Linked DNA regions of Homo sapiens: regions 1 and 2 are each linked to region 3. The links are chromatin loops, found by intact Hi-C in ENCODE. Cell type or tissue: heart right ventricle. All regions are shown on one strand. Region 1 overlaps DENND2A (DENN domain containing 2A). Region 2 overlaps LOC105375535 (a long non-coding RNA gene). Region 3 overlaps DENND2A (DENN domain containing 2A).

Evidence for each region. Hi-C counts contacts between places; a loop is a spot of excess contacts. Peaks named below come from ENCODE experiments on the same cell type or tissue, not always from the same donor. Only the 100,000 strongest peaks of a DNase experiment are listed, where the experiment ranks them.
Region 1: a loop joins it to region 3, with 2.0 times the contacts of the local background. A loop is called at or near these places in 5 of 110 quality-filtered maps.
Region 2: it touches region 3 in a loop (3-fold over the local background); 6 of 110 quality-filtered maps call a loop at or near these places.

The regions. Positions count from the first base shown.
Region 1 is chr7:140,591,327-140,599,326 of GRCh38, forward strand. All of the region lies in intron 3 of DENND2A (DENN domain containing 2A), which reads right to left. Among named protein-coding and RNA genes, the nearest start is that of DENND2A, 45 kb to the right of the region's middle. RefSeq lists enhancers at 2,565-3,065, 3,003-3,297. In heart right ventricle, no CTCF peak of the experiment used is centred here; a DNase peak (open chromatin) is centred at 3,158; H3K27ac peaks cover 4,260 bases.
Region 2 is chr7:140,641,955-140,649,954 of GRCh38, forward strand. LOC105375535 (a long non-coding RNA gene) reads left to right here. Exons shown (of 6, transcript XR_928047.3): 2 at 5,767-5,917. It also overlaps the pseudogene RN7SL771P. Among named protein-coding and RNA genes, the nearest start is that of DENND2A, 5.1 kb to the left of the region's middle. RefSeq lists a silencer at 5,179-5,354. In heart right ventricle, CTCF peaks have their summits at 3,377 (motif pointing right) and 5,292; no DNase peak of the experiment used is centred here; H3K4me3 peaks cover 270 bases; H3K27ac peaks cover 1,741 bases.
Region 3 is chr7:140,538,720-140,546,719 of GRCh38, forward strand. It overlaps DENND2A (DENN domain containing 2A), which reads right to left. Exons shown (of 20, transcript NM_015689.5): 14 at 5,899-6,047. Among named protein-coding and RNA genes, the nearest start is that of MKRN1, 63 kb to the left of the region's middle. RefSeq lists an enhancer at 5,986-6,486. In heart right ventricle, no CTCF peak of the experiment used is centred here; DNase peaks (open chromatin) are centred at 2,769, 3,072, 3,752 and 4,188; H3K4me3 peaks cover 278 bases; H3K27ac peaks cover 2,274 bases.

The DNA of each region.
Region 1 (8,000 bases), 53 kb after region 3:
GTTATTCACGTTGCAAAACTAATTTGCAAAACGATTCATCAAAAGGTTTCTCAAATAGCAGCTCTATTTCCTGTATTAAAGGGTTAGTTTTCAGGTGACTAATTCCTATGCAGGAAGTCTGAAAGGCAAACAAATTAACATGAGGTACAGTCCATACAAGATCAAGGAGAAGCCAGAAATCTTTACATGCCCAGTTTCTAGAACTAGTAGGAAAGTAGGATTCCAATTATAACATTTGATCTATCATTGTCATGTGTTGGTAACACATGCCAAAGCATTTAGAAAGTTAGCTCTTCCTAGCAGTTCTTTATTTTCCCTCCCTTCCTTCCTTTCTTTCTTTCTTTCTCTTTCTTTCTTTCTTTCTTTCCTTCCTTCCTTCCTTCTTTCTCTCTCTTTCCTTTCCTTTCTCTCTCTCTTTTCTTTCTCTTTCCCTCCCTCCTTTTCTTTCCTTCCTTTCTTTCTTTTCTTTTCTTTCTTTCTTTTTCCTTCTCTTTCTTTCCCTCCCTCCCTCCCCTTCCTTCTTTCCTTCCTTCCCTTCCCTTTCCTTCCTTCCTTCTTTCTTTCTTTCTTTTTCTTCCTCTCTCTTTCTCCTCCCTTCCCTTCCCTCCCCTCCCCTCCCCCCTCCCTACTCCCCTCCCCTCCCCCTCCCCTCTCCCTCCTCTCCCCTCCCCTTCCCCTCTCCCTCCTCTCCCCTCCCCTCCCCTTCTTTTCTTCTTCTTTTTTTTTTTTTTGATGGAGTTTCGCTCTTGACGCCCAGGCTCTTGTCACCCAGGTGCAATCTCGGCTCGCTGCAGCCTCTGCCCTCTGGGTTCAAGCAATTCTCCTGCCTCAGCCTCCCGAGTAGCTGAGATTACAGGCGCCTGCCACCACATCTGGCTAATTTTTATTTTTTTTTTTTGAGACGGAGTCTCGCTCTGTCGCCCAGACTGGAGTGCAGTGGTGCGATCTTGGCTCACTGAAAGCTCCACCTCCTCGGTTCACACCATTCTCCTGCCTCAGGCTCTCGAGTAGCTGGGACTACAGGCGCCTGCCACCATGCCCAGCTATTTTTTAAAATTTTATTTTTAGTAGAGACTGGGTTTCACCGTGTTAGCCAGGATGGTTTTGATCTCCTGACGTTGTGATCTGCCCACCTCAGCCTCCCAAAGTGCTGGGATTACAGGTGAGAGCCACCACGCCCAGCTAATTTTTCGTTTTTAGTAGAGACAGGGTTTTGCCATGTTGGGCAAGCTGGTCTTGAACTCCTGACCTCAGGTGATCCGTGCCCTGCCCTTTTTTTTTTTCTTTTTTTGAGACAGAGTCTGGCTCTGTCGCCCAGGCCGGAAGGCAGTGGGGCGATCTCAGCTCACTGCAACCTCCGCCTCCAGGGTTCAAGCAATTCTCCTGCCTCAGCCTCCTGTGTAGCTGGGATTACAGGCACCTGCCACCATGCCTGGCTAATTTTTGTATTTTTTGTAGAGATAGGGGGGTTTCACCATGTTGGCCAGGCTGGTCTTGAACTCCTGGGCTCAAGCGACCCACCCACCTCAGCCCCCCAAAGTGCTGGGATTACAGGTGTGAGCCACCATGCCCGGACCACCTAGCATTATTTCTACAGCCTACATAAATGTCAGGGACATCAGTCCTCCCCTTCTGAGGTTTAGGTAGGTGATTAGGCTCCCTGAAGAGGAGAAATGTGATCACACCAATCCTTCAACTGCTAACCTAATTCTGTTCTCTACAAATATTTTTTTTAACTTGAAAGTTTTAGTACCTTCATTTACACATTAACTTTGAGAGAAAGGAAACTGTGAAAGGTTAATGAACGATAACCACATCCAAACAGGCTTCTCTCTAATTTAAACATTTTCAACATTCATTCCACATCCCGCCTGCAAGTTTAATAAGTAAACATGCGAGTCACATTGTGCTCAAAGTGGGTGATACAAAGGCGAGAGGTCCCTGCCTTTGGGGAGCCCACAGCCTGGGGAAGAGGTGTAACCTCCACTCAGCCTCACTTTACTTCCCAGGTCCTCAAATGATCGTTTGATATTTGGTGCTTCTGAGTTTCAGAGATGCTAGAATGAGCTGGTTGTTCCAAAGAACTTTGCTGAAGGGCGTTATAACCTATGTAATAGCCAAATTTCAACAACCAATGCCAAACACTGTGATTCTGAGTCGTATTTTGAATGTTCTTCATGACTTCTCCATATTTTTGTAAATGAAATGCTAACTTAGAGCTCCTCCCATTTGGACAATGCGGAAGAATCTCAAAGCTGAACTCGTAATCCTATTGCCTCTCTGATGAGAACCAACTCCTTGCCCAGTGTTGCCATCCAAAGGTTTAGGTCTGAAACCTGGAAATCAGACTCCTAGCCTCCCTCCCACTTACTGCCTACGTCTAACTAGTTAACCCAAGTTTTACCTCCAAAGCATCTCTTGAACCCACCCACTTCTCTCAGTCCCCGAGGCAGCTACACCACAGGGTAACCACAAGACCTCACTGTTTCTCCCCATCGCCTCACCGCACCTGCCCATTGGTGCCCACCCAGTCTCCAGGCTGCTGACAGGATGGTCTCTTAAACAAGCAAATCTTTTTTTTTTTTTTCTTTTTTCTGAGATGGAGTTTCACTCTTGTTGCCCAGGCTGGGGTTAAATGCTGTGATCTAGGCTTACTGCAACCTCTGCCTCCTGGATTCAGGCGATTCTCCTGCCTCAGCCTCCCAAGTAGCTGGGATTACAGGCACCCACCATCCATGCCTGACTAATTTTTTGTATATTTACCCGAAACGAGGTTTCACCATGTAGGCCAGGCTGGTCTCGAACTCCTGGCCACAGGTGATCCACCCCCTTCAGACTCCCAAAATGTTGGGATTACAAGCGTGAGCCACCGTGCCCGGCCTTAAACATGCAAATCTGATTATCTCTCTCCCCTTCTTAAAAATGTTCCTTTTTTCCATTGCCCTTAGGTAATAGGCCCAAATCCACACCTTGTGTATAGGTCCAGAAGACCTTCAGGCCTCACCCCAGACCCTTCCTGGCCCTCAGGCCACACTCCTGCCTTGCAGTTCCTCTGACATGATGCAGTCTTTCCTGTCTCAGGGCTTTCACCTATTAGTTCACTCAAACTGAACGTCCACTCCCCACCCTCCCGCTGGCCCGAGCGTCACTTCCTCTTGATCCCATCTGTTTCCCTGATAGGCTACACATCCCTGCTGAATGTTCCCATGGCACCAGGATTCCTCACAGCACTGACAGGAGTTATGATCACGACACCAGCTGTGTCCTTCCAACTATTACTGGTCTGCAAATCCCGTGAGGACAGAGTCTCCGTCTATCTCGCTCATTATTACATTCCTATGTCTAACACTCGATAGGTGCGTGGTAAATATTTGTTGGTTGAATAAGTGAATGAGTATTTTATTTTATTATTTATTTATTTTCGCTCTGTCGCCAGGCTGGAGTGCAATGGCGCATCTCAGCTCACTGCAACCTCTGCCTTCCGGTTCAAGCGATTCTCCTGCCTCAGCCTCTCAAGTAGCTGGGACTACAAGTGCGTGCCACCATGCCCAGCTAAATTTTGTATTTTTAGTAGAGATGGGGTTGCACCATGTTGGCCAGGAAGGTCTCGATCTCTTGACCTTGTCATCCGCCTGCCTCAGCCTCCCAAAGTGCTGGGATTACAGGCGTGAGCCACCTTGCTGGACCATTTTGTTTTTTGAGATGGAGTCTTGCTCTGTGCCCAGGCTAGAATGCAGTGGCAGGATTTCGGCTCATTGCAACCTCCACTTCCTGGATTCATGTGATTCTCCTGCCTCAGCCTCCCGAGGAGCTGGAATTGCAGGTGTGTGCCACCATGCCTGGCTAATTTTTGTGTTTTTAGTAGAGACAGAGTTTCCCCATGTTAGCCAGGCTGGTCTCAAACTCCTGACCTCAAGTGATCTGCCCACCTCGGCCTCCCAAAGTCCTGGGATTACAGGCATGAGCCACCATGCCTGGCCCCGTGAATGAATATTTTAAAAGCTGGTTTTAAGTGCTACATTTACTGTTTATAATTTATCCCTACTTCAAGATTTAAAAAAAAAAAGCAGCTGTATTATTGAGTTAATTTTTAGTAAATTGTTTTGAATCCATTTCCCCCAGGATTATTTTCCTCTATGGATTAAAAAAGCTTGGCTACAGGCCAGGTGTGGTGGCTCACGCCTATAATCCTAGCACTTTGGTAGGCTGAGGCAGGCAGATGGCTTGAGTCCAGGAGTTCAAGACCAGCCTGGGCAACATAGCAAAACCCTGCCTCTACAAAAAATACAAAAATTAGCTGGGTGTGGTGGCATGTGCCTGTGGTCGCAACTACTCCGGAGGCGGAGGCAGGAGAATCACTTGGCCCAGGAGGCGGAGGTTGCAGTGAGTTGAGATTGCACCACTGCACTCCGGCCTGGGAGACAGAGCAAGACCCTGTTTAAAAAAAAAAAAAGCTTGGCTAGCCTGGCACCTAGCGACCATTTAAAACATCATCCAGCTGGGTTAGAAATCAAGGATGCCACGCGCTGACTTCCATCCTCCTCCTCCAGCTGCCAGAGTCTTTCTGCCTGTCTCTCCTGAGTGGCCACGGCAGCTCTTCCCCATGGCTCGCCATACTCAGGAAGGGCTTTCCTACCACCAGGTGCTCAGGGCAGGCGGCTAGGCAGGAGGAGACTTCCGTTAGCTCTCAGCTTGCATTCTGTTATCGGGTAACTCCTCCACCGTGTACTAGGATCACTCACAGGGTTTCTGCTTTTCTCTATCCTGGATCTAAACCCTAAATGTCAGAAGGAAAAACTATTTCTGTCCCTCATTGTGGCTAATATCCAACGATTTCCACCTTTCAATGAGAAATGACATGAAAATCACTCTTGTAATGGACAACAGCAACCTTGGAAGAGCAAGCACCGTCTCTCTGTTTTCCAATGCAGCTTCTATTGAAATAAATGGCTTTACTAAATCAAGTTTCTCAGAAGCTTCCAGAGTAGCTTTTGCTCTAAACATCAACTTAATCAAACAATGCGCTCCTTTGAAGACTTGAAACATTCAGTTTTTAGACGTGGTAATTCCGAGTTGTCTCAGGGATGCCTTGCTGACTGAGATGGACCACAGCTTGGCTGGTAAGTTAATTTTAACTGTTAAACCTGTGAGAGCCGAGGGTTGCTGCCCAGCCAGAGAGCTGTGGGGATCCGTATCAGTCCCATAGAAGATGGAAATTATGGAATCAATAACAGCACAGTGTGATCTGGCAGCCATATAATGACTGAGGTTTCACGTCCTCAAGAAGTTCTGAAAGTCTTACACTAAAGCTCCAAGGAAAGGCCAAATCTATATGATGCCAAAATAATCAGCTGAAAAGTTGAAATTTTGGTCATTGCAGTTATTTGGTTTCATAAAGATCTACAAGCTGTCACATGACCAGGTTAAACTAAAATTTAAAAATCTGAATTCCAGTTAAGACATTTTGAGTATGTAGATACATGTGAATTCAGGATGGTGCTCACACTTAAAGAGTAGTAACTTTTCTTGTTAAATGTCGGCCTTAAGGCATTCTTGCCAGAGCTATTAAGTGTATGCCATAAAACACATATAACCAAGTTAATGTTGTTGTAGGAACCTTATCTTTGGAATTTCCTGACATTTGAGGGTTTCTCATTTTCCATTTTAGGATTGAAGGCCTAAGTCCTTGCATTTAATTTCCTGGGGCTTTAAAGAAATGAAGAAAGAAAAGAGAAGACAGCAAATAGAGAGGGAGAGAGAAAAGGAGGGAAAAGGAAGGAAAGAGAAGAGGAGAAAAGAAAAAAGAAGAGAGAGAAACAGGAAGAGAAAAAGAAAAATACGCTTTCTTAAACCGAGGATCTGAATCCGCTGGTTTTGCTCTTAAGGAGGTGAAATAATTGGCCTATGAAAATAAGCTGAATACATTCTCTAAGGCACACACAGCCTGGCCATGAAATTTGAAACCCTCATAACCTCTAAATCCTTAATCATTTCTTTCTTCAACCTTGGTTTGGCTTTCCTCCCTCAAAGAGGGTGGTGCGTCTGCCAAATTCGTGGTACAGTCCTTTTTGTTTTTAAGAGATAGGACCACAATAAAGAGCATACTTTATTTTTTTAAGAGTAGAAAGTGAATATCTTGCCCTAATCACCTCCATTGTACTATTTTAAACAAAATGAAAAACCCAAAGTCAAAATTGTTAAAACACAGCTGATGAAACCATATTCAAACTGGCCAAGAAAAATTTCATCTTTGGACTGAAATAAGTAACTTTAGCTGTTTATAAAGAAAACACTGGAAGACTGAAAAGCGCAGATGATAGTTAAGAGAGAAAAGATAATGGGAATAACTGTTCCCCAGGTTGACTCGCCTGCCCAGTGATGACACAGATGAAGGATTCCAGTTTCCCAGAATCAACCTGTCCCTGGGGGTGTGGGACCTCCTTGGAGGAAGAGCCAGAAGGGGCGTGGAAGGGCTGCTGTGGGAAGCACTGGGCAGGGGCAGGGAAGTCATGGGAGTGCTCGGGGACCCGGGCTTTGGCACTGGCTGGAGAAAGGATTTATTATTGGAGATGGATTCAGATTTTCTCAGAACATAAAGAAGGAAGCATCTAAGTTCTTCTCCAGACCTCAAGTAACACTGAAACTCAAACCTAGTAAAGATAGTGCAATCATCCTGTATGTATTCTGCAAAAAAAAGATAGTGCAATAAAACCCAAGTCTAGACCAGTCTAATTTATTTACTGATACAAAAATCTTAAAATATTAGCAAATAAAATTCAGTAGTACATTAAAAGAATAATAAACCAGGCCCGAATGGGAATTCATCCCCCACATTTAAGGATGGGTTAATATTAAAATATAAATTCAATATGAATGGATCAGAGCAGAAGAATCATATGATCATCAGGAGTTTCTGAAAAGTACTTTAACAAAAATCTAATCTCTAGTCCTAATTTTTAAAACTCTAAGTGAAAAAATAAATATAAATGGACACTAACTTGATAACATAAAAACATATCTCAAATAAGAGTGCCTGTGAGTGAAACTCTAGATGCGTTACCATTAAAGTTAGGGGCGAAGTAAGACTGTACGCTGCTTTCAGCACTACGATTTAACACTGTTCGGAAGTCTCAGCCAGTGCAATTTGGTAAGAGAATTAGGTATAAATTAAAAAGAAAAGGTAAAATGATGATTCTTTGTAGACAATATGGTTATATTCATAGTTTCTATGAATCAACTAACAGACTATTAGAAATAATAAGAAATTTAAGATGTCTTAAAAAATACACATATATATACACACAAACACACACAAAATAAGAGTTTTCTTAAATACAAAGACCATATGAGAAAAAAGACATTAACCATTGCATTAAAAAGAGAAAAGACTTAGAAATAAATGTAGCAAATACATAGCATGTCAAATAATTATATATTAATTACAAAAACCCCCACATATTTTATGTATGTGAAATTTGATAGTAATATTTAGAACATTCAGAAAAATACAGGCAGAAACACTCAAGACATTTTTGGAAAAGGTGAATAATAAGTAAATAAACAAACAAGAGGTTTATAATTACTAAAAAGGAGAGAGACAAAGTGATTATTATTTTTTTTTGCATATGACATGATGTTATATATAGGAAGTCCAAGAGGATCAACTGACTAATTATTAGCAACATTAAGAACTTTCTATAAGCTCTACTAGATATTAAAATACATTATGGTCTGGGTGTGGGGCTCATGCCTGTAATCCCAGCAGTTTGGGAGGCCAAGGCAGGCAGATCACTTGAGGTCAGGGGTTCGAGACCAGCCTGGCCAACATGGTGAAACCCTGTCTCTACTAAAAATACAAAAAATTAGCCAGGCGTGGTGGCGTGCGCCTGTAATCTCAGCTATTTGGGATGCTGAGGCAGGAGAATTGCTGGAACCCAGGAGGTGGAGGATGCAGTGAGCTGATATTGTGCCACCACACTCCAGCCTGGGCGATACTCTGT
Region 2 (8,000 bases), 100 kb after region 3:
CGCGCGAGAGAAAGGCAGGAGGGAGACAGTGAAAAATAAAAGATGGGTGTAATGACGTAATACTGCCCAGGCAGTGCCTATAGACTGGGAGCTTGAGATTTGAGGGACTTGTTCAAAGTCACAGGAAAAAAATCTCTGTTTTCTTCTCAGCTGAGGGTTTTATGCTTTCTGGGAACTCTTTGAAGCTTTTCTAGGGCTTAAGTTCCTTAAACTCCTCATGACATACCCATTTTAACTAAGCATAGTCAACTTTTAGAGCCCACATTTGCAAAGTGCAAGCTTTTTTTTTAAAGTGTAAGCATTTAAATTATTGTTTTGTTTGTTGAAGCATTATTCAGTAAGTTTTTCACTTTCTAAATAAAGATCAGAGGCTTGGCTTTTTTTTTTTTTTTTTTTTGAGACGGAGTCTCGCTCTGTCGCCCAGGCTGGAGTGCAGTGGAGCGATTTCGGCTCACTGCAAGCTCCGCCTCCTGGGTTCACGCCATTCACCTGCCTCAGCCTCCCAGGCTTGGCTTCTTTTTTATTGATTGATTGATTGAGGCAGTCTCAGTCTCTCACCCGCGGTGGAGTGCAGTGTTGCTATCATAGCTCACTTCAGCCTCGAACTCCTGGGCTCAAGCAATTTCCCCACCTCAGCCTCCCAATTAGCTAGGACTACAGATGTATGCTATCATGGTCGGCTTTTTTATTTTTTGTAGGTCTTGCTATGTTGCCCAGGCTAATCTTGAACTCCTGGCCTCAAGTGATCCTCCTGACTTGGCCTCCCAAAGTGTTGGGATTATAGATGTGAGCCACCACGCCTGGCCAAGACTTGGCTTCTTGAGGGTTAATTATTCCCAGGGCTGCTACAACATATAAGAAAGCAAACTGGTGCAATCTTGGCTTGCAACCTTTGCCTCCTGGGTTCAAGCGATTCTTTTGCCTAAGCCTCCTGAGTAGCTGGGATTACAGGCGCCTGCCACCGCGCCACGCTCGGCTAATTTTTTTGTATTTTTAGTAGTGACAGGGTTTCACCATCTTGGCCAGGCTAGTCTTAAAAACTCCTGACCTCATGATCCACCCGCCTTGGCCTCCCAAAGTGCTCGGATTACAGGTGTGAGCCACCGCACCTGGCCTAATTTTTTTTTTTTTTTTTTTTTGAGACAGATTCTCACTCTGTCACCTAGGCTGGAGTACAGTGGCATGGTCTTGGGTCACTGAAGCCTCAGCCTCCTGAGTTTGAGTGATTCTCCTGCCTCAGCCTCCCATGTAGCTGGGATTACAGGCATCTGCCACCATGCCCAGCTAATTTTTGTATTTTTAGTAGAGACAGGGTTTCACCATGTTGGCCAGGCTGATCTCAAACTCTTGACCTCCAGTGATCCTCCCACCTCAGCCTCCCAAAGTGCTGAGATTATATTGTATAGGTGTGAGCCACTATGCCTGGCCTTCCACTCCCTCATCTTTGACTTCTGGACACTAATCTGTTTTAGGAAAATAACTCCTGCCTTAGTTCCTTGGGTCTGAGTCTGATGAACTGTGTACAGCCTGTGCTTTGTGGATTTCTAACCTTGCCTGCCTCTCACAGCCCCCAGCCCTCCAACTTCTCAGAGCTGGCTGCTCCCATTGCTGGGTCATCCTGTGGCTCTGCCCATGACAGGGGTCCCACATAGGGACCCCTCCCTCCTTCACCTTGTGGCCCCCCCATGCTGGCTCCCTGGAGGAGGGAGACAGGGTAGCCCACGATAGCCCTCCAAGGCTGGTGCTACACGTTGGAGCCTGGAAGGGCCTCTCCGTCATCCCCTCTTCTCCTGTTCCTGGCGCTGACAACTCCAACAGTATATTCGTCCCCTGTCCTCCTTCTCTGTCCATAGCTTCTCTTCATGTTGGAAAATGCTTCGGGTAGGAGGTCATGCCTGGCCTCAAGCTGGGAAAAGTGAAAGTGAGAGGAAAGGGACAAAGTTGATTTCTCTTTTGAGTCTTTAATCTTGCTTCTTTATATTTTATTTTATTTCATTTTATTTTATTTTAATTAATTTTTATTTTTTGAGACAGAGTCTTGCTCTGTCGCCCAGGCTGGAGTGCAGTGGTGCAATCTCGGCTCACCACAACCTCCGCCTCCTGGGTTCAAGTGATTCTCCTGCCTCAGCCTCCCAAGTAGCTGGTATTACAGGCATGCGCCACCACACCCGGCTAATTTTTGTATTTTTAGTAGAGATGGGGTTTCGCCATGTTGACCAGGCTGGTCTCAAACTCCCGACCTCAGGTGATCCCCTCACCTTGGCCTCCCAAAGTGCTGGGATTACAAGCATGAGCCACCGTGCCCAGTCTTTTTTATTTTATTTTAACATTTATTTCAATTAATTTATATTGAGACAAGGTCTTGCTATGTTGCCTAGGCTGGCCTTGAACTCCCCACCTCAGCCTCCTGAATAGTAACCCTGTTTCTTCCACACAGAGCAGCCCTGGAACACTGCAGTACATTTCTTCCTTCCTCTCCCTCCTTTTCCTCCAGCGTCCTGCTGAGGAGCGCAGGCCTTGATTGGAGGGGCACATTCAGCTCTGCAGCAGGTTGCTCAGCCTTGAAATCCCAGCTTTTTAAACCCTTCATCTGTAGGGTGGAAATGGCAATGGCTGCGGCCTCCTAAGAGCGCTGTTTTGAGGGTTTGGTATGGTGCCTGGCCCATGGGAGGACTCACGGGTACTCTCCTGTTGGTTATTATTTTCCTAATCTCCTTTTTTTTTTTCCCCATGAACACAGAGTGTCAAGGTTGAAGAATGGGAGGCAGGCAGTTTTTCTTCTCCTACATCAGCGCTCAACTCCCCCTTCCTCCCCACCCCTTTTAGGTCCAGGATCGTCTACCAGCACGCACAGGCAACAGAGCTGGCTTTATCTCAGCCATAAGCCAAGGGAGTAATGCATTCAATGGGCCTGCGGCTCTGTCTCTTGCTCCGACACTGGATGGAACAGACTCTCTCTTCCAGGCTCTGACTGCCTTCCAATAAAAATTAAAATAAAGAAACCAGGCCGGACGCGGTGGCTTATGGCTGTGATCCCAGCACACTGGAAGGCCGAGGCGGGCGGATCACCTGAGGTCATGAGTTCGAGACCAGCCTGGCCAACGTGGTGAAACCCTGTCTCTACTAACAATACAAAAATTAGCCAGGCATGGTGGCAGGTGCCTGTAATCCCAGCTAGTCGGGAGGCTGAGGCAGGAGAATCACTTGAACCTGGGAGGGCAGGCAGGTGGTGATGAGACAGAAGAAAGATCCTGCCAGCCAAGAGGCCAAGAAGGAATGGATCCCAGTGACCCAAGCAGGGGAGCCAGATCTCAAGGGGATGGTTTGAGTCAGGGATGCCCCAAGGAACTGCACTGCCTGTTCCTTCCAGAGGGGGGAGCCACAGTGAGGACATGGATTGGTTCTTGATCCAGAACTCTCCCTCCAGAGGAGCTGGCCCTGGGCAGAGCCGATGCTCACAGGCTTCATGGGGTAACAAAAAGAACATGGGTTGAGCCAGACAGGTCTGGGTCTGTGGGACCTCAGATAAAGCACATAACCCGTTGGGGCTTGGTTTTCCCATCCATGAAATGGCAGGAATGATGCTTCGTTGTTCAGAGTTGCAGGGCGGACCTAATGCCATGACTGGTCAAAGTGCCTGGGACAAAAATGATGCTCTGTCAACATTTACATCCAAAAGGAATCTCAGTGGAAATGAAAACATTTGAGAGAGTGTCCGAAGGCTCTTTCTCAGGCTCTGTCCCCTGCCTTGATGGGTGGGGCTAGCCTTGTCATATCCCTCGGTACTTCCCATTTCCCGTGGTTTCTTCTTTTTTTCTTTTGAGACGGAGCCTTGCTCTTGTTGCCCAGGCTGGAGTGCAATGATGTGATCTTGGCTCACTGCATAGGTGCATAGGTGAAAGGTATACACATGGGAGGCTGGGGCAGGAGGATCACTTGAGCTTGGGAGTCCTGGGTTGTGGTGCACTTTGCCAATCCAGTGTCTGCACTAAGTTCAGCATCAATATGGTGACCTCCTGGGAGCAAGGGACCACCAGGTTGCCTAAAGAGGGGTTAATCAGCCCAGGTCAGAAATGGAACAGGTCAAAACTCCTGTGCTAATCTGTAGTGGGATCGTACCTGTGAATAGCCACTGCACTCTAGCCTGGGCAACATAGTCAGAATCCATCTGTAGGAAAAAAACTGGAAATAATTAGCCTGGGTTCAGTGGTTCATGCTTGTAATCTCAATCTCAGCACTTTGGGAGACTGAGGCAGGTGAATCACTTGAGCCCAGAAGTTCGAGACCAGCCTGGCAACATGGTGAAACCCTGTCTCTACTGAAAATACCAAAAAATTAGCCAGGCGTGGTGGCGCACGCCTATAATCTCAGCTACTCAGGAGGCTGAGGCACGCGAATCACTTGAACATGGGAGGCAGAGGTTGCAGTGAGCAGAGATTGTGCCACTGCACTCTGGCCTGTGTGACAGAGCAAGACCTTGTCTCAAAAAAAAAAAAAATAAAAACCATAATCATTAAATTATATTTAAAAAGAAAAGAAAAAAGCTATACACACAGTAGATGATTGATGGACAAGAGGTTTATTGATTGATTGATCATCTGGAGAGCTGGTGTGGGGAGAAGAATCACATGTCTGTGCTTAGACAAGTTTGGATGAGGTAGAGCAAGGAAGGAACTTCTCTTAAGGGCAGGGAAAAGTCTACAGCCTCACCCTGACACAGCCTTGGCCAAGCCTCCCCTACATCCCTCCCATCCATAGACCAAAGCCCTGCAGGCTCAGAGCCCACCGAGCCATCTTAGAGAGGCTCTAAGTCAGGGCTTACAGATGTCAGGGCTCCCCTTCTAGTCTCTTGCTGGCACCTGATGCCTTTCCTCCACAGAAGGCCACCTCCCCCCTGCCTCTCTCATTCCATCTCTAACTCCATCCTCAGCCCATTCTCCCACCTAGACACAGCTGGGTGCCAGTTCCTTGCAGGCCCTCCTGGCTGCCTCTCTCTGAGGAAACAAAACCAAGCCAAGCATCCCACCCAAACCTCAAAACCAGGCTTGGTTTGTTATTGGTCCCAATCAGATGCAATCCAGGAGGTGTGGGATAGGAGTGGGAGGGGTAGAGGGGGAGCAGAGGCCACCCAGGAGTGTGCAGAGCCCAGACTGAAGCCCTAAGGCTCTTTCATCCTCCCTGGCTGCGAAGGGCTGGTCTTTGGCAGAGATGCCTCTGTGCCCTCTGTCTTCCGGGGACGCTCTCACACCTACCGCTTTGGCTGGGACTATAAGATGGGCAGCTGTTGAGGCCCACTAGGGGTGCTGTGGGGCAGATGGTCTTTGTTTATTACCATGGATGGCTGACCTTTGCTGGCTTACCACGGGGAATCCGGGAGAATCTCTGCATTGGCAGACAGCATCTCAACATATCATTTTGAGATAAGAATCATTTCTGTTTGATTTCATGACCCTAATTTATTTTGGACTGTCTTTTTTTCACACAAAGAATTAAAGTGTCTGTAACTTCATAAAGACTGGCGTGTTTATGACAAAAAGCAAAGAATAAAGGTGTGAACTTTCCAGGTCATTCATCACTAGGCAAAGTCTCAAATATGAAGCCTGCCACACCAAGTACCCTCTACACTTACATTCTTTCTGTTCCTTTTGGACGATGTATTTGAACAGTAAAAAAAAGGAACAAGAATGTGGTGATTTGGATACTTTTTAGAGGCATGGCTTTCTGTGTTTAAGCTGTTGTAGCTCTTTGTGGTCACTGTGATTTCAGAATACAGGACAGTCAGGCCAGTGAATCCAACTCTTCTGTGTGGACTTCTGTGCACAGGATGAAAGGCACCTACCTCTTGCTTCTGAGAGACTTCCCTGCCTACTTTCTGGCCCAACGAGGCAATCTCTTCAGAGTCAGGAGAAGGAGTGAGGTAATACGCTTCATTAAAGATTTTTTTTTTTTTTTTTTTTTTTTTTCTGAAACAGAGTCTCACTCTCTCACCGGGCTGGAGTGCAGTGGCGTGATCTCGGCTCACTACAACCTCCGACTCCCTGGTTCAAGGGATTCTCCTGCCTCAGCCTCCTGAGTAGCTGGGATTACAGGCACGCACCACCATGCCTGGCTAATTTTTGTATTTTTAGTAGAGACAGGGTTTCACCATGTTGGCCAGGATGGTCTTGATCTGACCTCATGATCTGCCTGCCTCAGCCTCCCAAAGTGCTGGGATTACAGGTATGAGCCACTGCGCCCAGCCCTCATTAAAGATTTTAATCATGCTGGACACAGTGGCTCATGCCTGTAATCCCAGCACTTTAGGAGGCCAAGGCAGCATGATCACTTGAGGCTGGGGGTTCAAGACCAGCATGGGTAACATAGTGAGACCCCCATTTCTACAAAAAATAAAAAATTAGCTGGGTGTGGTGGCACACACCAGGGAGGTTGAGGCTACAGTGAGCCGTGATCTCACCACTGCACTCTAGCCGGGGCAACAGAACAGGACCCTGTCTTACCTGTCTCAAAAAACAAACAAAAACAAGAAGAAGAAAAAATATATTTTATTTTATTATTATTTTTTTGAGACAAAGTCTCACTCTGTCACCCAGGCTGGAGTGCAATGGCGTGATCTCGGCTCACTGCAACCTCTGCCTTCCAGGTTCAAGCAATTCTCCTGCCTCAGCCTCCCTAGTAGCTGGGATTACAGGTGCCTACCACTGCGCCCAGCTAATTTTTGTATTTTTAGTAGAGACGAGGTTTCACCATGTTGGCCAGGCTGGTCTTGATCTCCTGACCTCAGGTGATCTGCCTGCCTTGGCCTACCAAAGTGCTGGGATTACAGGTGTCAGCCACCGCGCCCAGCCAAAAGAAGAATATGTGTATGTATATATATATATATATATATATATATATTTTTTTTTTTTTTTTTTTTTTTTTGAGACGGAGTTTCACTCTTGGCATGCCCAGGCTGGAGTGCAATGGCGTGATCTCAGCTCACTGCAACCTCCGCCTCCTGGGTTCAAGAGCGTATCCTGCTTCACCCTTCCGAGTAGCTGGGATTACAGGCATGCGCCACCACATCTGGCTAATTTTGTATTTTTAGTAGAGACGAGGTTTCTCCATGTGGTCAGGCTCATCTGGAACTCCCGACCTCAGGTGATCTGCCTGCCTCAGCCTCCCAAAGTGCCGGGATTACAGGCATGAGCCACTACATCCTGAGATGTAGTCTCTGTTGCCCACGCTGGAGTGCAGTGGTGTGATCTTGGCTCACTGCAACCTCCGCCTCCCAGGTTCAAGCGATTCTCCTGCCTCAGCCTCCCGAGTAGCTGGGACTACAAGCATGCGCCACCATGCCCAACTAATTTTTGTATTTTTAGTAGAGACGGGGTTTCGCCATGTTAGCCAGGATGGTCTCGATTTCCTGACCTCGTGATCCACCCGCCTCGGGCTCCCAAAGTGTTGGGATTACAGGTGTGAACCACTGCGCCCGGCTGAGAAGAAAATATTTTAATCACACCAGGTTATGAGCTAGGCATTACATCCGTGTCCTCATTGCCAGATCACCCTCTTTGTACTAAAATCCACCCCAGGCCCAAGGTCAGCCTTCAGATCTCCAAATGACTGTACAGCACTGCACTGACTCTCAGAGGCCACACCTTGCTTGAGAGAACATATTTCTGAAAGCTCTAATATCTGTCCCCTTCCTACGTCTCTCAGATTAACTCAAATCAAAATAAAAAAGATTGGCTAAAGGCAAGCCAGCTGATATACTATTGCTCTCGCTGGGAGTGTGACTTTGGGTGAGTCAACTTCCCTCTTTGGGTGTCAGATTCCTGGGGAGATCACAGGGGCTGTCTGGTCCCTCCCAGCCCCAGCCTTCTCATGTAGGCAAAAAAGCGCAAGAGCAGTACTCTTCTCATTCTCACTCTACGTTTTCCTGAATATGTGCTGGGCAGTGTTAATGCATTACAGAGATTACCTAGTAGGTAGGTTCTAATATTAGCCTCTTCTAGAGATAA
Region 3 (8,000 bases):
GGTCTTGAACTCCCAACCTCAGGCGATCCACCTGCCTTGGCCTCCCAAAGTGCTGGGATTACAGGGATGAGCAATTGCACCTGGCCCTTTTTTAAAAAATTTTTTCTTTCTTTATTTTTTTTGAGACAGAGTCTCGCTCTGTTGCCCAGGTTGGAGTGCAGTGGCTCAATCTCAGCTTACTGTAACCTCTGCCTCCTAGGTTCAAGTGATTCTCCTGCCTCAGCCTCCTGAGTAGCTGGGATTATAGGCGTGTGCCACCACGCCCAGCTAATTTTTGTCTTTTTGGTAGAGACAGGGTTTCACCATGTTGGCCAGGCTGGTCTCGAACTCCTGGCCTCAAGCAATCCACCGGCCTCAGCCTCCCAAAATACTGGGATGACAGGCGTGAGCAACTGCGCTTGGCCTAAAGACTTTCCAGAATTTTCCAGGTCAGGCAACTTGCAGCCAACCATTGGTCCCCAAACCCTTGTTTGTCATGGCCTGGCCAAAGAACACTTCAATTCCCTATGGCTACTTTCCCATAAATCAGACAGATCGAGGTGGATACGGATTCTTCCACCTGGCCCATGGAGTCAGAGAGTTTCAAAGCTGGGGGAGGCCTTGGGGGTGACCTGATCATACCTGTCTCACTGGGACCCTGCTGGAAGGCCAAAGGCTGTAAGGGAGGCGGGGAGGGCCCTGAGGAGAAAAGCACAGACTTCCCCATGACCTGTTAGCCTGACTGCTGAGCACAAAGCGGGTCCTGAGGGCCTGTGCTAGGGAGACTTTCCTTATACATTTCTGTAAACGGACAGGGCCCCAGACCCTGCCCTTCACCCAACCCTGGAGTCTGCAGCCCAGCTGCTTTCCCTCCGTCCTCTCCAAAGCCCGGCAGCTCTCCCACTCCCTGCTTCTTTGAGCAGAATGACGGATCCTCTGCACGCCTGTTAGTTACCCATGTGACAGGGCCGTAGGGGGCATGAAATGACGCAGGTCAGACCCTCAGAAGGCGCCCGGCACAGAGGCCGCTCAGAGGCCACTCCACGCCCCGTCGCTGCCGTCATCCTCATCAGCTTTGCTCACGCGTTGTTTACCCTCTTCCTGTCTCAGAGCTCTTCGGGCCTTTCTTTACGCAGATTTCCATCTCTTCAGGTCTGCATGGAACCCGTGTAGGATGGAAGGACGATTTATTGGGCAGCGGGGAGAGCATGTGGAGCCATTTGTAACAGGAAAAGCGAGGGCTGCTTTCAGAGAAAACAAGACAGCGGAGTCCCGGAAAGTCAGAGCCATGCGGGGCCGCGTCTTATGAACGAGGAGACCCAGGGCCAACGGCTAAGGATGCTCAGGGGTCCCCCCTACTCTGGGAAACCTCCCTGAGTGATGGCGGAGGGATGTGTACCTCTGAAAGCTGTAAAGGGTCTAAAAACCCAATGACGGTCTTTCTCACACTCGCACACCATTACTGTACCATGGCCTGGCTCTCGCTCCAAGGAGGGCACCACAATTATCCACGTTCCTGCTGCCTTCTCTTCTCCCACAGAAATCCCATCCTCACAGCGCCTGACATTTGGCAGCTGCTGCAGAAGAAAACCCCTGATGGGCACAACGTGCCCGTGGGGAGACCTGCTTGTGGCAGCCACAGCTGGCATCTGACCCACTCACGGCATGAGCCGTTTGAAAAGACGAAACCTCCAAGGGCAGAATGCCAGGCACTATGGAAGGTTGGAGAGAAACACCAGTGCCTTTCCTATGGACTGCACTGGTGACTGTCTCCTCTGTTGAGGGGTCCCAGAGCAGGGCAGGGAGGGTGGCTGGGGAACAGCCAAGGCCCAGGAATCCAGGCAGGGTCCACTCTCGGCCACTGGACTTTGCTCATTTTTGTCTGTCTCTGGTGACAGCAGCTCTGTGGGAGGGGCTGGCCCAGCGTCCAACCTGTCCACCCGGAAATCTGTCCAGCAAAAAGGCGGAGGCGTCAAGTCCTCTCTCAGACGTCACTGGGGCAGGCATTTCCAGGTTTCTTTCTTTCTTTTTTTTTTTTAGACAGGGTCTCGCTCTGTCGCCCAGGCAGGAGTGCGATGGCATGATCTCGGCTCTCCACAACCTCTGCCTCCCAGGTTCAAATGATTCTTCTGCCTCAGCCTCCCGAGTAGCTGGGATTACAGGTGCACGCCACCACGACCAGCTAATTTTTGTATTTTTAGTAGAGACGGGATTTCACCATGTTGGCCAGGCTAGTCTTGAACTCCTGATCTCAGGTGATCCACTCGCCTCGGCCTCCCAAAGTGCTGGGATTACAGGCGTGAGCCACTGAGCCTGGCTGGCATTTCCAGGTTTCTTTGTGCCCTGAGCCTTCTGACATGTCCTCCTGCATTGCCCTTTGGAGATGTGTTTGTCTCTGACAAGGCCCCTTCCCTTTTCTGTTCCCACCTTTTCTCTCCCTGCACTTAATGTTTTTAAGTTTTTTTTCTTCTCCTTAATTTTTAGAGACAGAGTCTCTCTCTGTCACCAGTGAGACTGGTGTCTCACTGTACTTTTACCAGAAAAATGGATGATACTTTGTTTTCTTCCCCCTGGAGGGAGTCTGGGGGAGGCTGGGGTGTGTGAGGGGGCCCACGGCTCCTCTCCAGCTGTGCCCTTCCCAGACATCTTCTCAGGGTGGGTCCTCCCCAAGTCTAGCATCTTCACCCCGCAGGCACGTTCCCGGGGGACTCTGTCCCCACCACCACTCCTGGGGGGTGCTGGGTTTCCTTGGCTGGCTTTCCACTTCTAGCCCAGGCCTTTCTGAAATCCATCATTTTCCCCTCCCCCACATCCAAGCCTGAGAATTCCACCTCTAGCGGATGGAGGGAGTGGGGGATGGAGAAGATAAAGACAGTTACTATGGTGCTGATGAAATCCGATCCTGGCCACTGAAGGGTTATTACTCATCCTGGCTTCCAGGGCTCCAACCTTGAGAACTCCCTGGGCTGAATTCCCCAGTGCCCGGGAGCTTGGAGAGCTCCTCAGCGCCCAGCACCAGCTGCAAGGCTTACAGAGAGGGCCTGCTTCCTGAGCTGACAAAAGTGCACCGGGAGTACGATCACGCTGACATTTAAAAGTGCATAGCGAACTAAAACACAGGGTGGGAGCAGGCTGGGAACAGCCAGATGGCTGCTGTCCAAAGAGGTGCATCAGAAAGGTGACCAGATGCGGCGCATGAGGGGAGAGGGTGGGGCCGCTTCCCGCCCCGCCTCCTGAGGAATTCCACATCTACGGAGTTTGTCCCTTCCATTCTTCTATGCCTTTTTTTTTCCTTCCCTTTTGTTTTCCATAGTTCAGAGTCAGATTTCCTCTCCAAACCACAGTGCTTCAGGTTTTTTTTTGTTTTTGGCACTGCTTCTTTCCAGATGGACTTCTCAGGTGGCCTCATCTGCACCACCCGGTTGGCTGGCCCCGCATCTCAGCCCTTCCTGGGGCTGCAGCCACACCCCTCACGCTTCTGTGCCCCCAGTTCCAAAGCAAAGAAGGCTCTGATTCAGTATTTCAAAAATGAGCTTCTTTTTAGAAGCTCAGAACGAACCCAAGTCCTTGTCTGCATTTCCTTCCGGATCTTCTTTGTTTTGTGACGTGGCCTTAGCAAATTATTGAATGTGCCCACTGGGACGGGGGTGGCCTCCTATGGGGCACTGAGTTTGTGTGTGTGATGGGAGGGGATTTGCTTTAACGGTGAGGAGGGATGCCCTCACGATGGTCTGTCCTCTTGAGCATGGCCCTGCAGCCTTCTGTGAGCTGGCCTCTGTCCACCACTGCCGGCTCATCTCTCCCTCCCCCATCTTCCTCTCTCTGGGCCAGCCCTAGTGAACTACTTTGCAGTTCTTTTTCTCTCTCTTTTTTTTTTTTTTTTTTTTTTGAGTTTCACTCTTGTTGCCCAGGCTGGAGTGCAATGGCGCAATCTCAGCTCACTGTAACCTCCGCCTCCCGGGTTCAAACGATTCTTCTTCAAGCCTCCCAGGTAGCTGGGATTACAGGCGTGGACCACCACGCCCAACTAAATTCTTTTGTATTTTTAGTAGAGACGGGGTTTCACCATGTTGTTCAGGCTGGTCTTGACCTTCTGACCTCAAGTGATCCACCTGCCTCGGCCTCCCAAAGTGCTGGGATTACAGTCATGAGCCACCGCGCCTGGCCTACTTTACAGTCCTGAAGGTGACAGCTAGGCCTCACCTGTCCCCATATCTATGTAGGATGGCTCCTTTTGCCTGCAATGTGCTGACTACTTGTTCTGAGTGTTGGCCCTCAGAACTCGCCTCCCTGGGAGTGAGTGCCCTCCCTCGGTCTCCAGAACTCACTGCCTCTACCTGCCTCTAATGTGGTCCTGGAGAGTCGGCTTATGTCTCTGTTACCCCACTGCACTGAGACAAGTCTGTGTTTTTCTTTTCTTTTCTTTTTTTTTTTTTTTTGAGACAAGGTCTTGTTCTGTTGCCCAGGTGGAGTGCAGTGGCATGATCATAGCTCACTGCAACCTTGAACTTCTGGGCTCAAGTGATCTTCCTACCTCAGCTTCCCTAGTAGCAGGGACTGTAGGCTCGAGCCACCATACCTGGCTAATTTTTTTTTTTTTTTTTTTTACGTTTTTTGTAGAGATGGGGGTCTTACTGTGTTGCCCAGGCTGGTCTCAAACTACTTCCCTCAAGCAGTCCTTCCACGTCAGCCTCCTAAAGTGCGGTGATTACAGGCGTGAGCCACCATGCCAGCTGTGTCTTTTCTCTGTTTTCCTACCACATAGCAGAGTGTATGACACATGGCAGAATGAGTGGAAAGCCCACCAATGCCAGGGAAGTCGCACACAGCAGTGCAAAACAGTGTGCCCCCCAGATCTCCAGTCTGAGCTGCCGACTGATTCCATCCTTTATTTTATTTTATTTTTTATTTTTTGAGATGGAGTCTCGCTCTGTCACCAGGCTGGAGTGCAGTGGCATGATCTCGGCTCACTGCAACCTCTGCCTCCTGGGTTCAAGCAATTCTCCTGCCTCAGCCTCTTGAGTAGCTGGGACTACAGGCACACGCCACCATGCCCAGCTAATTTTTGTATTTTTAGCAGAGACGGAGTTTCACCATGTTGGCCAGGATGGTCTCAATCTCTTGACCTTGTGATCCACCCGCCTCGGCCTCCCAAAGTGCTGGGATTACAAGTGTGAGCCACTGCGCCTGGCCTATTTTATTTTTATTTTTGAGATGGAATGTCATTCTGTTGCTCAGGCTGGAGTGCAATGGTGCGATCTCAGCTCACTGCAGCCTCTGCCTCCTGGGTTCAAGCGATTCTTGTACCTCAGCCTCTCAAGTAGCTGGTGTTACAAGCACGAGCCACCATGACTGGCTGATTTTTGTATCTTTAGTAGAGACTGAGTTTCATCATGTTGGCCAGGCTGGTCTTGAACTCCTGACCTCAGGTGATCCGCCTGCCTCGGCCTCCCGAAGTGCTAGGATTACAGGCATGAGCCACCGTGCCTGGCCATCCTTTATTTGTGGGGGCAGGAGGGAAGGTCTCCCTCTGTTGCCCAAGCTGGAGTGCAGTGGTGAGATCTCAGCTCACTGCAATGTCCACCTCCCAGGTTCAATCGATTCCCGTGCCTCAGCCTCCCAAGTAGCTGGGATAACAAGCGTGGGCCACCATGGCTGGCTAATTTTTCTATTTTTAGTAGAGACGGAGTTTCACCATGTTGCACAGGCTGGCCTCGAACTCCTGGTCTCAAGTGATCCACCCACCTCAGCCTCTCAAAGTGCTGAGATTACAGGTGTGAGTCACCGCGCCCAGCCTATTCCATCCTTATCTCAGAAGGGCTTACTCTTCAATGCTAGGCGGTCACCTGCTCTACAGACTAGAGGGTCCAAGAGCGACTGTCATTCAAACGCTTTAGCAGAAGTAGCCAAGGCGGGTACCTGAGCTTGTCTGCAATGAAGATGACCCTCCTCTCCAGAAGCAGGGAGGCAAACACACAGACCAGGTGGCGGACGCTGAGGGAGGAGAAGAGAGACTCAAAGTCCACGTGCTCGAGCCGGGAGTCCAGCGGGCGGCACAGTTCGATCACCTGCCAGGGAACAGGAGCAGCCATGAAGGAGGGGCCCAGCTACGCAGCCAGGCCTCTCACGGGTGTCGCAGTCCCAGGGCTCTGAGGTCCTCATCAGGGGTGACCCACTGGTGGGGGAAAAGGGAAAGAAAAAAAGCAAAACAAAAGGATTGGGGGAAAAGAAAGATGCCAGAAGACGGGGGGCGGAGGAGGTAGCTTTGGTAGGGAAGCAAGCGTCTCACACTCAGCTATGAGACTGAGGACAGTGTGGACGAACGGGATGACAGAGGATGGCAAAATCAATGGTTTCCGGCCCCACATGGTTGCGGGGCTCTCTCTGGCAACAGCATATCTGTACTCCCCATGGAGAGTTTATAGGACTTTTGAAAACGGTTCTGTCCCTGAGAGTCCCAGTGGAGAGCATCTCTGTCTCTTGAGGAACTGTTACCTGCTAGGTGGAAATCCCAGACTAGCATGGAACGCCCAGCAGGCCTGAGCAGCACTTCGGAGACTCGCTGCCACCTCAAGAAGGTGTTTTTTAGGTAACCCTGACACCATCCCACTCCATTTCTGATGATATGTGCTTTCAGCTTTTGTGCTTTGTGTCTATATCTTCTTTTTTTGAGATGGAGTCTTACTCTGTTGCCCAGGCTGGAGTGCAGTGGTGCAGTCTTGGCTTATTGCAGCCTCCGCCTCCCAGGTTTGAGCGATTCTCCTGCCTCAGCTTCCCAAGTAGCTGAGATTACAGGTGCCCGCCACCATGCCTGGCTAATTTTTGTATTTTTAGTAGAGACAGGGTTCCACCATGTTGGCCAGGCTGGTCTCGAACTCCTGACTCCAAGTGATCCACCTGCCTCGGCCTCCCAAAGGGAGGGATTACAGGCATGCTGGGATTACAGGTGTGAGCCACCGTGTACCCAGCCTGTGTGTATATCTTCTTATTCTGCACTTGTTGAAATGTTCCTGAATTCCCTCAAGTTGGTACCCATGTGCATGTTTTTTTCTCTTTAAATAGCTGCCTCCCTCCCGGTGAGCAGAGAGTGGATTTCACTCTTAGTGTTGCACCGCCTGGTGCTGCCCCAACGGTGAGGCTTCCTCTCCAGTAACCTCCCTGCTACATCCCCATGGCCAAGCCACTGCATCTGGTATGGGATGGTTTCAGGTTCTCTAGCAACACAGAGATTGCTGTTCTCTCTGCTGGGAAACTAGGTTGTTCCAGAGTGTTCCAGGCCTATTCTCCTCCCTCCTTTGTTTCCAGAGGTGATCTGGTTTGCTGAGGGTCTCTGAAACTGAAGACTCAAGGCTAAATGGGGTCCTTCTTCTGATGTCCACCAAGCCATGCAAAGGGGGTGGGAGGGATGAAAACAAACTCCTTCATAAAATCCCAGCCCAGGCTGGGCGCGGTGGCTCACGCCTGTAATCCTAGCACTTTGGGAGGCTGAGGCGGGTGGATAATGAGGTCAGGAGTTTGAGACCATCCTGGCCAACATGGTGAAACTCCGTCTGTACTAAAAATACAAAAATTAGCCGGGTGTGGCAGCAGGCACCTGTAGTCTCAGCTACTTGGGAGGCTGAGGCAACAGAATAGCTTGAACCTGGGAGGCAGAGGTTGCAGTGAGCCGAGATCACACCACTGCACTCCAGCCTGGGCGACAGTGCAAGACTTTGTCTCAAAAACAAAAACAAAAAATAAAGTTATAGAGGTGATACAGACTTGAAATGTAAATAGGTTTCAATAAAATGTATGAAAGAAAACGGGCTATTAAAAGAAATTAAGGATGTTCAGTGCAGATCCCTAACCTGAGGCCAACATCATGCAAAGGAACACCCCAGCTGCCATAGCATAGTTCTTGGGCTTGCCGCATTGGGCAGAGTCCTAGGCTGGATGGATTGAGGGTGGAACTCATGATGAGTGATCTGGGCCAGCTCTAGGGGTGGGGAGAAGACACCAAGGAATTGGACTGCTCACTGAAA